Linked DNA regions of Homo sapiens: region 1 is linked to region 2. A link is an interaction called in ENCODE POLR2A ChIA-PET data of the cell type or tissue named here. Cell type or tissue: GM12878. All regions are shown on one strand. Links, peaks and the distances in the headings refer to the core of each region. The heading gives the core; the rest is flanking DNA. Region 1 has its middle 15 kb from the start of OR8S1. Region 2 overlaps ZNF641 (zinc finger protein 641).

What was found. Peaks named below come from ENCODE experiments on the same cell type or tissue, not always from the same donor. Only the 100,000 strongest peaks of a DNase experiment are listed, where the experiment ranks them.
Region 1: POLR2A ChIA-PET joins it to region 2 with 5 read pairs; 2 of 35 experiments call an interaction of 5 or more read pairs at or near these places.

The regions. Positions count from the first base shown.
Region 1 is chr12:48,537,721-48,543,102 of GRCh38, reverse strand. No RefSeq gene overlaps it. Among named protein-coding and RNA genes, the nearest start is that of OR8S1, 15 kb to the right of the region's middle. RefSeq lists a silencer at 569-678. In GM12878, for the core only: a CTCF peak has its summit at 598 (motif pointing left); a DNase peak (open chromatin) is centred at 2,546.
Region 2 is chr12:48,339,960-48,345,341 of GRCh38, reverse strand. ZNF641 (zinc finger protein 641) reads left to right here. Exons shown (of 6, transcript NM_001172681.2): 5 at 630-743; 6 at 1,615-5,382. The coding sequence ends at 2,369. Among named protein-coding and RNA genes, the nearest start is that of ZNF641, 8.3 kb to the left of the region's middle. In GM12878, for the core only: no CTCF peak of the experiment used is centred there; no DNase peak of the experiment used is centred there.

The DNA.
Region 1 (5,382 bases), core at 151-5,150, 200 kb before region 2:
TGGAGTGCAGTGGCATGATCTTGGCTCACTGCAACCTCCACCTCCAGGTTCAGGTGAGTCTCCTGCCTCAGCCTCCTGAGTAGCTGGGACTACAGGCACGAGCCACCACGCCCAGCTAATTTTTTTTTTTTTTGTATTTTAGTAGAGATGGGGTTTCACCATATTGGCCAGGTTGGTCTCGATCTCATGACCTCGTGATCTGCTCCCCTTGGCCTCCCAAAGTGCTAGTATTACAGGTGTGAGCCACCATGCCCGGCCGATAACAAATCTTTATTAGCAAAGAACACAGAATAAACAACTTTACAACCAAAAAGTAATTTTTGCCATAAAAAGGTGGCATATATATATATATATAATGGCTGAGGAATAACCAAAACTTGCCATGTAAGGCCAGTAAGAAAATTCCAACAATTAACAAGAATGCAATTTTCAATGGCCCATTAATTACAGAAAAATTAAACAACTACATCAAAATTAAAATTGCCTACATATTAGAAATACATTTCAACTTAACTAAATATCTTCTTAGTAGTAATTAGTCTCATAGTTACAACCCGGTGTCAGGTTATGGTTGCCCAGCTTCCTTTGGTTGGAGCGCCGTCTCCTGGCCAGAGAATGTGAAGCTCAGCCAAAGGAGATCTTTGGGCTTCCTTTTACCTTTGCTAATGCAGCAACCGTGGAACTGAATTTTAGTGGACCTGCCACTGGATTGAAATTTCCTGCCAATCCATTTTACTAGCTCCTGAGGTTTCAGTTTTATAATTTTCAGATCTCACTGGGAAGGTTTATTATCAGCAAGTGATTTCAAAGCATGTGCTACTTCAAACTAAGGGCAAGTAGGCAACCAACCACATGGCGTCAATGATTCATTTTCATCCTCTTTATCGGAACCACCCCTTTTCTATCTAAATAATGCCTTAGTTATAGTTTTAGCTAAAAATGAGTTGGGGAGACAAATTTCTAATCCCACATATGATGCTGGCTGGCTGAACTAATGGCAGCAGTTAGGCAGAGAGTAATGGCTAAGTCCAAAACACCTAATTTTTCTTCAATTGCAAAGTCCAAAAACACTTCTGGTCCCTCACAGGACCCCAAATAATGATGCTTACCAACCTATGGTTACTTTGGGAAAAGGATACAACACAGAAGTAACTTGAAGTAAGGAGAAATGTCACAGCCAAAGGATGTCTCACACAAGGTGTCCAGTGAGACCTGGCATGGGTTCCAGCTGTCCTCTCTCTATAAGGTAATGCCAGGACCTGCTTCACCCTCAGATCAGGAATCAGCGATGGGTAATGAGCTCAGCTAACTGTAAGAGCAAGGCCTTCTCCATCTTCTCCCCACAATATCTGGTGAATTCTATTATACAAGACAGGCTTAGTCAGCTGCCTTAGCACCTCGATGGTTTCTGTGTGTGACCAGGACTGCATTGTAACACATGCAGTCCTGCATTATCTTTGCAGGACTGCATTGTAACACTTTTAAAATTCATAATCTATAGCTTGATTATTGTGGAAGTCAAGCAACAAAATGATAAAATTCGAACTCTGTCTGAAAATCTGTAAAGACACTAGGTAGTTCATCATTTTTGTCTCCTGTCCAAAGACACAGATGTCTCAGGGAGTAAAGGTAATGTCAACACAAACTTGCATTTTCTTCTTTTTTTTTTGTTTTTGAGATGGAGTTTTGCTCTTGTCGCCCAGGCTGGAGTGCAATGGTGTGATCTCAGCTTACTGCAACCTTCACTTCCCAGGTTCAAGTGATTCTTATGGCTCAACCTCCAAGTGGCTGGGATTACAGGTGCCTGCCATCATGCCTGGCTAGTTTTTTGTACTTTTAGTAAAGACAGTGTTTCACCATTTTGTCCAGCCTGGTCTCAAACTCCTGACCTAAGGTGATCCACCCTCCTCAGCCTCCCAAAGTGCTGGGATTACAGGTGTGAGCCACCGTGCCTGGTCTAACTTGCATTTTCTTGATCAGTGGTGTATTGTAATTTTTTAGCCCACAGACTCAGGTATGCAAAATATGATTTTATTTTAAACACATTTTGGAGATACACATTTTGGATGAGTATCTCTCATCCAAAATGCTTGGGAGGGAATGTTTTGGGTTTCACAGTTTTTCAGATTTTGGAATATTTTCATCACACTTGCCAGCTGAGCATCCCTAATCTTAAATTCCAAAATTCAGATGCTCCAGTGAGCATTTCCTTTGAGCTTCATGTTGGTGCTCAAAAAGTTTTGAATTTTGGAGAATTTTGGATTAGGAATCCTCAAACTGTATTAATTTATCTTTCAAGCTTCTGTTTATGTCTGAAGCAAAAATTTAATTCAGTCATGTTAAGTATGAACTCAGTGGAAAATTCTGTGATTTCTCAGTCATTTAAGGTTTCATAACTATACATTAAGATTTTCCCCTTCTTGTCTCTTACTGGGGGTTGATGTTATGCTGACCCTAGAGTAACTGTGGTGTTGGTGACCACAGGCATCTACTCACTGGTGGCCTGCCTTGGTTCTATGCTGATTTCCTGCTCCACATGTGACTCATCCCCTCTGGCCCTCAGGTGTGGCCCTCTCTCTCCTGGTAATCTAGCATGGCGTAGATGATCCTTATCCAGTTGCTGGCAAGGCTGTCCAAGGCATATTTGCTAAGTCAATTTCCTTTTGTTCTGGTCATAAGACCCTTTGTGGGTGTAGTATACTATTAGAGACATACTGTGGCTACAAGATTAACAATAACCATAAGGCCCACTCAAATATCACACATGGCCCACACTATATGTCACTTAGCAGTATGATGCAAGGTGGCCTGGGGATTTCCAACTCTGGCCAGAGTATTACTAGGACAAGTTGCATCATCATATATAGTGTAGGTCCTGTGAGATGTTTGAGTGGGCCTTATGGTTATCATTAATCTTACAGCTGCAATATGTGTCTTATAGTATACTACAGTGGGCTGCTAACTCTCTCGTAAGCTGACATTCTTTTTTTTTTTTTTTTTTTGAGATGGAATCTCCCTCTGTCACCTAGGCTGGAGTGCAGTGGCGCAATCTTGGCTCACTGCAACCTCCGCCTCCCGGGTTCAAGCGATTCTTCTGCCTCAGCGTCCCGAGTAGCTGGGACTACAGGTGTGCGTTACCATGCCCGGCTAATTTTTGTATTCTTAGTAGAGACGGGGTTTCGCCATACACGCCAGGCTGATCTTGAACTCCTGACCTCATGATCTGCCCTCCTCAGCCTCCCAAAGTGCTGGGATTACAGGTAGGAGCCACCGCACCCGGCCTGTAAGCTGACATTCTTGCCCTACTAGTAGTCACTGCCTTCCCCTGTCATTCTAAGGCTAAGGGGAACTCAGGAAAGGATCTCTTACCTCTTATACCTGTACAATTCATTCTTCCATTTCTTGTTCATAGTGGTTGCACCATATTTTGCAGGGAAGTTCTCAAGGGACTTGCCATTTTTCTGGGTCCCAACTAACCTTATGATGATAAGAAAGAGAGAGGACATGTTTTGGGGAATGAAAACATGATGCTTACCATTTAGCTCATTTAGCTATGCTCATTTTTCTGCCCAAGTCCACTTCTCATTTCTCTTTTCATGTACTCTTTAGGGACCAACCTGAGTGGGAACAGAGGTGAAGCCAAGGCTTAAGAGTGGTGGCAGCAAGAGAACTCCCACGATTGCTAGTCATGCTAATTTAGCCTTTCCACCATTTTCCTTTCCTTTGGAGTTTGATGGATACTTTCTGTGTAAAGGGAAAGGATACTTAACCTAAACTATTGATTGTTCCACCACTTGAGTTCTAGGGCTATTGTAATAAGTCAGAGTTAAGTAGAGAAGCCTGACCCTTCTGAAATGTCTACTGAATTCTATTCCCAAACCACTTGTATCACATATAGTATGGTATCACTGGATCAGAAGGGAGTCAGTGATTGCCTGCCTTATTTCCTCTCCCTTCTGACACTTATCCCCACCCCAAACACTTGTAATTCTTTTCAAATGAGATTCAGTGTTTTTGTGGGGTCATTCCTATGGGTCTGAGATGTAAACACAGATACCTAGGCACAGTGACTGCGTTGAGGGGTCATCTGAAGGCATGCAGCCTCCTTGTATATCCTCATTCTTAAATAGGAAAAATAAATGTCTTTTCAATATTTCATTAAATACACCAATACATCCTTCCCCCCAGCTTTTATGAGGTATAATTGATGAACAAAAATTGTATATATTTAAGATATGCAAACTGATATTTTGATATATGTATACATTGTGAAATAATCACCGTAATGGAGCTAATTAACATATCCATCATCTCCATACTGCTTTTCATAGAGGTTGTACTAATTTACATTCCCACCAACAGTGTATAAGCATTCCCTTTTCTCTGCATCCTCACCAACATCAGTTATTTTTTGTCCTTTGAATTCTAGCCATTCTGACTGGTGTAAGATGATATCTTATTGCAATTTTAATTTGTATTTCTCTGATGATGAGTGACGTTGAGCATTTTTTCCTATACTTGTTGGCCATTCATATGTCTTCTTTTGCAAAATATCTATTTACATCCTTCTTTCACTTTTTTTTTTTTTTTGAGATAGAGTCTTGCTCTGTCACCCAGACTGGAGTGCAGTAGTGCAATCATAGCTCACTGCACCCTCAACCTCCTGGGCTCAAGTGATCCTCCCACCTCAGCCTCCCCAGTAGCTGGAACCACAGACTCACACCACCATGCCCAGCTAACTTTTTAATTTTAATAGAGACGGGGTCTTGCTACATTGCCCAGGCTGGTCTTGAACTCCCGGCTCAAGTGATCCTCCTGCCTCGATGTCCAGATGTGTTGGGATTGCAGGCATGAGCCACTGCACCTGGCCATTTGCCCACTTTTAAATAGGATTATTTGTTTTTGTTGTTGTTGTTTGCATTCCTTGTACATTCTGAATATTAATACCCTGTTGAATGCATAGTTTGCAAATACTTTCTTGCATTCTGCAGGTTGTCTGTTCATGTGTTGGTTATTTCTTTTGCTTTGCAGAAGCTTTTTAGTTTAATTAAATCTCATTTATTTATTTTTGTTTTTGTTGCTTGTGCTTTTGAGGTCTTAGTCATGAATTCTTTGCCTAGACCAATGCCCAGAAGAGTTTTTCCTAGGTTTTCTTTTTTTTTTTTTTTTTGAGACAGGGTCTTGCTCTGTCACCCAGGGTGAGTGCAGTGGCACCACTGCAGCTCACTACAGCCTTGACCACCCGGGCTCAAGCGATCCTCCTGCCTCAGCCCCCTGAATAGCTGGGATTACAGACATACACCACCATGCTTGGCTAATTTTTATACTTTTTGTAGAGACAACATTTTGCCATGTTGCCCAGGCTGGTCTCGAACTCCTGAG
Region 2 (5,382 bases), core at 119-5,118:
AGCATGACCTTCTCCAGCCACTAGAAGATTGGACTCTGGGAGGACGGAGCCATCTGCTTCAGGGCTATTGGATAGTGTCTGTCTAGGACTCTTTATGTGGCAGGGAATCTGTCTATGCTTCCGCTGGAGAAAGAACACTAGGGCCAATCCCAAGAGAATGAGAGTAAATATCATTAAAAAAAAAAAAGTAAAAAAGCAAATGATGCTTAATTGTGGAGTAGAACTTGAGGTTCTTCTTGGTTGGGAATTAGGAGGTTCTCATAAAGCAGAGAGAACTGGAACTGGGTCCTTGTAAACTTGGGAACCATGTAGAGGAAGATAGGGATGCAGGGAGTAGGACTGTCGTAGTAGGACTAAAGTGAAGTTACGCCCAGAAAGGCCAGCTGGGCTGGAAGTATCTGAGTGGAAGAAAACAGGTTCATTGGGAAGGAGAGTGATTTTCTAGGCAGAGAAGAGGGACTTAACAGAAATGGGTGGGGGAAGAGGTTGGGGTGGGGATATGTTTCTTTCTTGACCTTCTTTTGTCTAGAGTTCCAAACAATAGGAAACAGTTTTTTGTATTTTTTTTTCAGAAATATAGAATTGCTGTTGAACTAATTGACAGCTCTATTTTCCTTTCCCATGAGCAGGATTTCCAATTCCCAAACTGGACATGCTTTCTCAACTAGAAGGAGGAGAAGAACAATGGGTCCCTGACCCCCAGGACTTAGAGGAGAGGGACATTCTGAGGGTCACATATACAGGTAAGAACCTAGAATAGGCTTTCAGCCACTTCCTTCACAGTTCGGGACATCATCATTCCATGTTCGTTTAATCCCTCCTCTGCCTCAGAGAGTTCCAGAGACAAAAGGTTTAGAGATTTTTTTCTTCAAAAGCAAGGGAGTGTAATAGAATGATGTAGCAGGCACTTTGTGGATTTGAATTCTGGGCTGTAGTTGTGGGACCTTGGAAAAGTAATAAAACTCCCTTTGGTTTCTTCATCTGTAAATTATTGTGAAAATTAAATATATGAATATATTAGAATATTAGAATAGAACAGTGCCAAGCACATAATAAGCACTCAATAAATGTTAGTTGTTGTTATTGTTGATATTGTTGTCAACCTCCCACCCATTTCAGGAATGCCTTGAGGACTGCCGACAGGTGTCATTCAGCCAGTGACAATTGCGGCACATTCTGTAATTCTCTCCATCTATGCTTAGATAGAAAGATGCTGATTAATAGTAATATACAGTAGTAAATAAATAATGGTAATAAATAATAACAATAACATATACAATTTACTAAGTACTTAAACTATGTGCAGGTTCTGTGCTATCTATCTTATAACTGCCGGAGAGAGAGGTATTATTCCAATTTTACAGAAGAAATGAAGGTTTAGGGAAGTTAAGTGGGAAAGCTGAGATTCCATCTTAGGTAATCTGCCTCCTAAGCCTAGGCTTTTAACCTCTATATCTATTGCACTGTCTTGTACGACATTAGACTATGTTCTCTCAGCCCTTCTGGGGTCAAGTCTGGGCCCTGGCAGGTATCAGACAACCTCATTTGTGACTTAGGCCTCAAGCACTCTCTTGTGACTCTTCTCTTGGGGTTGGTATTTCCCCTTCTCCGCAGGAGATGGAAGTGAACATGAGGGGGATACCCCTGAACTAGAAGCAGAACCTCCCAGAATGTTATCCAGCGTGTCTGAAGATACTGTTCTCTGGAACCCGGAGCATGATGAGAGCTGGGATTCCATGCCCAGCAGCTCCAGAGGAATGCTCCTGGGGCCCCCTTTTCTTCAGGAAGATAGTTTCTCAAACCTGCTGTGTAGCACAGAGATGGATTCCCTGTTAAGACCCCACACATGCCCCCAGTGTGGGAAACAGTTTGTATGGGGTTCCCACCTTGCCAGGCATCAACAAACACACACTGGGGAGAGACCCTACAGCTGCCTCAAGTGTGAGAAGACCTTTGGGCGAAGACATCACCTCATCAGGCACCAGAAAACCCACCTACATGACAAGACCAGCAGGTGCTCTGAGTGTGGTAAGAATTTCCGATGCAACTCCCATCTGGCCAGCCACCAGAGAGTGCATGCAGAAGGCAAATCCTGCAAAGGCCAAGAGGTTGGAGAGAGCCCTGGCACAAGGAAACGGCAGCGTGCCCCACCAGTGCCAAAGTGTCACGTGTGCACTGAATGTGGGAAGAGCTTTGGCCGAAGGCACCACCTTGTGAGACACTGGCTGACCCACACTGGGGAGAAGCCCTTCCAGTGCCCTCGCTGTGAGAAGAGCTTTGGCCGAAAACATCACCTGGACAGGCACCTGCTCACCCACCAGGGACAAAGTCCCCGGAACAGCTGGGACAGAGGAACATCTGTCTTTTGAAATCTGTTTCCACTACAGCTATGGTCAAGTCTATCAGCCGGTGCTACCAGGAGTCACTGCCAGGGCTGCCGTTCTCCTGAACCCCAGTGGCCAGAATCATAAGCCCTGACCCCATCCCTAGAAAGATGAGGTCCCAGCAATGGCCAGAGCATTTCTCACCAGTTCTGTGAGATAGCACATAAAAATAGAGTTCTTTGGGCAAAACTTTTGGGAAGCAATGCATCCTACATGGGCTGATATTCAGCCTGAGCTGTTCTCAAGAGGAGAGTGGTACTGGCAGTTTATGGCTGAAATCCATTCTGATTGGTTGGAGTCTATGCTATACCAGTTGTTAAACATTTTGAGTATCACTCTTGCATACTGTTACTATTATATTTTCTCTATATATAGACAGAAAGGCCATTTTAGAATATTAAAGGCTCTGAAAATTTCTGCAGTAGACCCAACTGAAGGTTCTATTAAGGCAGTGTTTCCTAAATGTATTTGACCTCAGTATCCTTTCTATTTACATCCCACAGAACTGGTGACTATGAAACACTCTGGTGAACACTGGGTTAGAGAGTAACAAGGAAACAAGAGATAGTGATCAGGCATCCAGAGCCCCCTTTTTTATCCATATGAAAGCCAGGGGGGCCAGACCTTGTTCATGTGTGGGTCTGTCTTCCTTATGCCAATCAGCAGTATATACATCACCTCTCACCCTCACCTGCTGAAAAAATAACCTTTTTACCCATTATTCCTACTCCCTTCATCCTGCACATACATATATCCAGCTGAGAGATCACACTACAAGGCTAAGAGATGATCTAATACCCCCAAATAGCCCTGGCCCACACAGAAAAACAGAAAAACAAAAAAAACTTTATCCCCTTGAACAGTCCCCTCTCTCCTCTTGACTGTCTTTATGTGTCTGTGTATTTGTGTGCAGGGTCTTTGAAGACAGCATGCTATGTGCAAACTGTACAAGCTAGGTTTTCTAGGGGCTGTGTTCTGGGGATGAGGGTAGTGGGGATTATATGGGGTTTTTTCTTTGTTTCAAGACAGGAAGCAGTCTGGTTAAGGGAGAACTAGTGGAAAGGGTTAAATGACAGGTTAAGTTGAGTACAAAGCTTTCCCAGTACTGCTGAGATTAAGACAATTGTGGATGTGTATGTCTAGGTTTGAATCTCTGGGCTGCAGATTGCTTTTGCCCTGGCAGAGAAAGAGGAGTCTTTGGGGAGGTGAGCTGTTTCTTGTTGATTTCAGGCAAGAGGCACATAGAAACTTTGTATTGAGTGGGGATTTTGTTTTAAGTGCTGGAAAATTAGGGCAGGAATTACGTGTTTGCAAGTTGTTGCCATCACTGGTTTGAATTTGACTGCCTCATCAAGGGGCAAGAGTTATTCTTGAAGATCTCATTCTCCCAGAAACAGAACTTTAGGGAAAATGGCTGTGGCTTAGCTTTTCAGCTGCTGCAGGGTAATAAGCTTTCTGGTTGGTTTTCCTTCCAATTCTGGAAAGGTGTCCACACTAAGACCCTTAACTCTAGGGCTTGCATAAGTATTCTAGCATCGTTAGCTAATGAGTTGGTCATTGTTTCTCTTTATCAATAATTGTGTTAATACCAATCTTATAATTTAAAAATTATCTTGTATGTAAGAGCAGTTCGGGGTTAGGGAGGAAGAGGAGCAAAGTGGGATATTTTCTCTTTAATGCTTAGATACTGTTTCTTCCCTAAGATGTGTTTCTCAACCACAATTGGTGGAATGAACCAGAGAGGCAAGAGGAAGTGAATTGCACCAATTTAGTTTAGCGACTGTGCCTTTTGCAGGAAAAACTGGGTGAATCACAGCTCCTCAGAGTCCTGGACTCAACTAGAATTGAAGATAGACTTATTTTGCTGACTGGGCTTCTTAGAGTTTATGTGACTTGAACAGCTTGGCCCCTGCCTCCCTTCTGCTACTGTGAGCAGCCTTCCTTCTTCCTTCATTCTTCCTGGAATGCAGTTCTCTTGCTTATGATCCTATGAATAAGGCAAAATGGCTGGTCTTTGTAAGGCAGGTCTTGCCCTAGCTTCTCAGAAACAGGAGCATTTTAGGATCAGTATTAGGAGATGCCCCAGGGAGTAAGAAAGTATTGGGTTCAGTGATAAATCTGGACTCTGACATTTCTTTTACTCTCCCTCTTTAATACTAAAAGCTCTGCATAAGCAATGGTTCAGAACCTGTCTTGGGTACAGACCTGTTGAATCTGACAGAAACCAGAAACGCACTTTTGAGAAAAAGACATTTGTAATTCACTCAGTTTTCCATACACATTTAGCAGGTTCAAAGCCCATCTGTGGAATCCCTAAACTGCCTTCAAAGAAAGGGAGTTCCCCGATCTAAAATGGTCATTATATATTTGTGTCAAGAATTAGAAGGCAAGGGTCACTAAATATTTTAAGGATTAAGGTACCAGAGGCATCAGTGGTATAAGGATGGAGTCTGGTCTTTAATTACGACAAGGGTATTGCTTACATTCTACTCTCTGGTTTTCAAAAAGATCTGACATGCTGACAAATCCAGCTCCTCACAAATCTTGTTTGAAGGACTTGTGGGAAGTGATATTCCTTACTATTAGATCACGCCCCTTATAACTACATGTTAACATCCAGCCTTTTATCTGTTTGAGTAATTGTAGGGATAGAAAGTGAAGCCCCCAGAGTTAGGTGCAAGTATAGCACCCAGCTGAAAGGCATCATGGAGTCTAAGGGCCTTCTACAGAAGGGGCAATCCTTTGGGTTATTTCTGGTGTACCACTGTCTTCTCTACCTCGGTCCAACACCACCTCTCTTGGACAAAAAATAAAACAAGCAACAGCCATCAGATGAGTGAATAGATTTGAATGATTTTTCCCACAGGGAATCAGCCTCAAATGTTCATGTTTCACCCCGTCCCCTTTAAATAAAAAGAATCTCTGTGTTCTCTTTGGGCAAAATGTAAAACAGGGATATCATCTTCAGGAACCTGTCACATTTTTCCATCTGGTACCT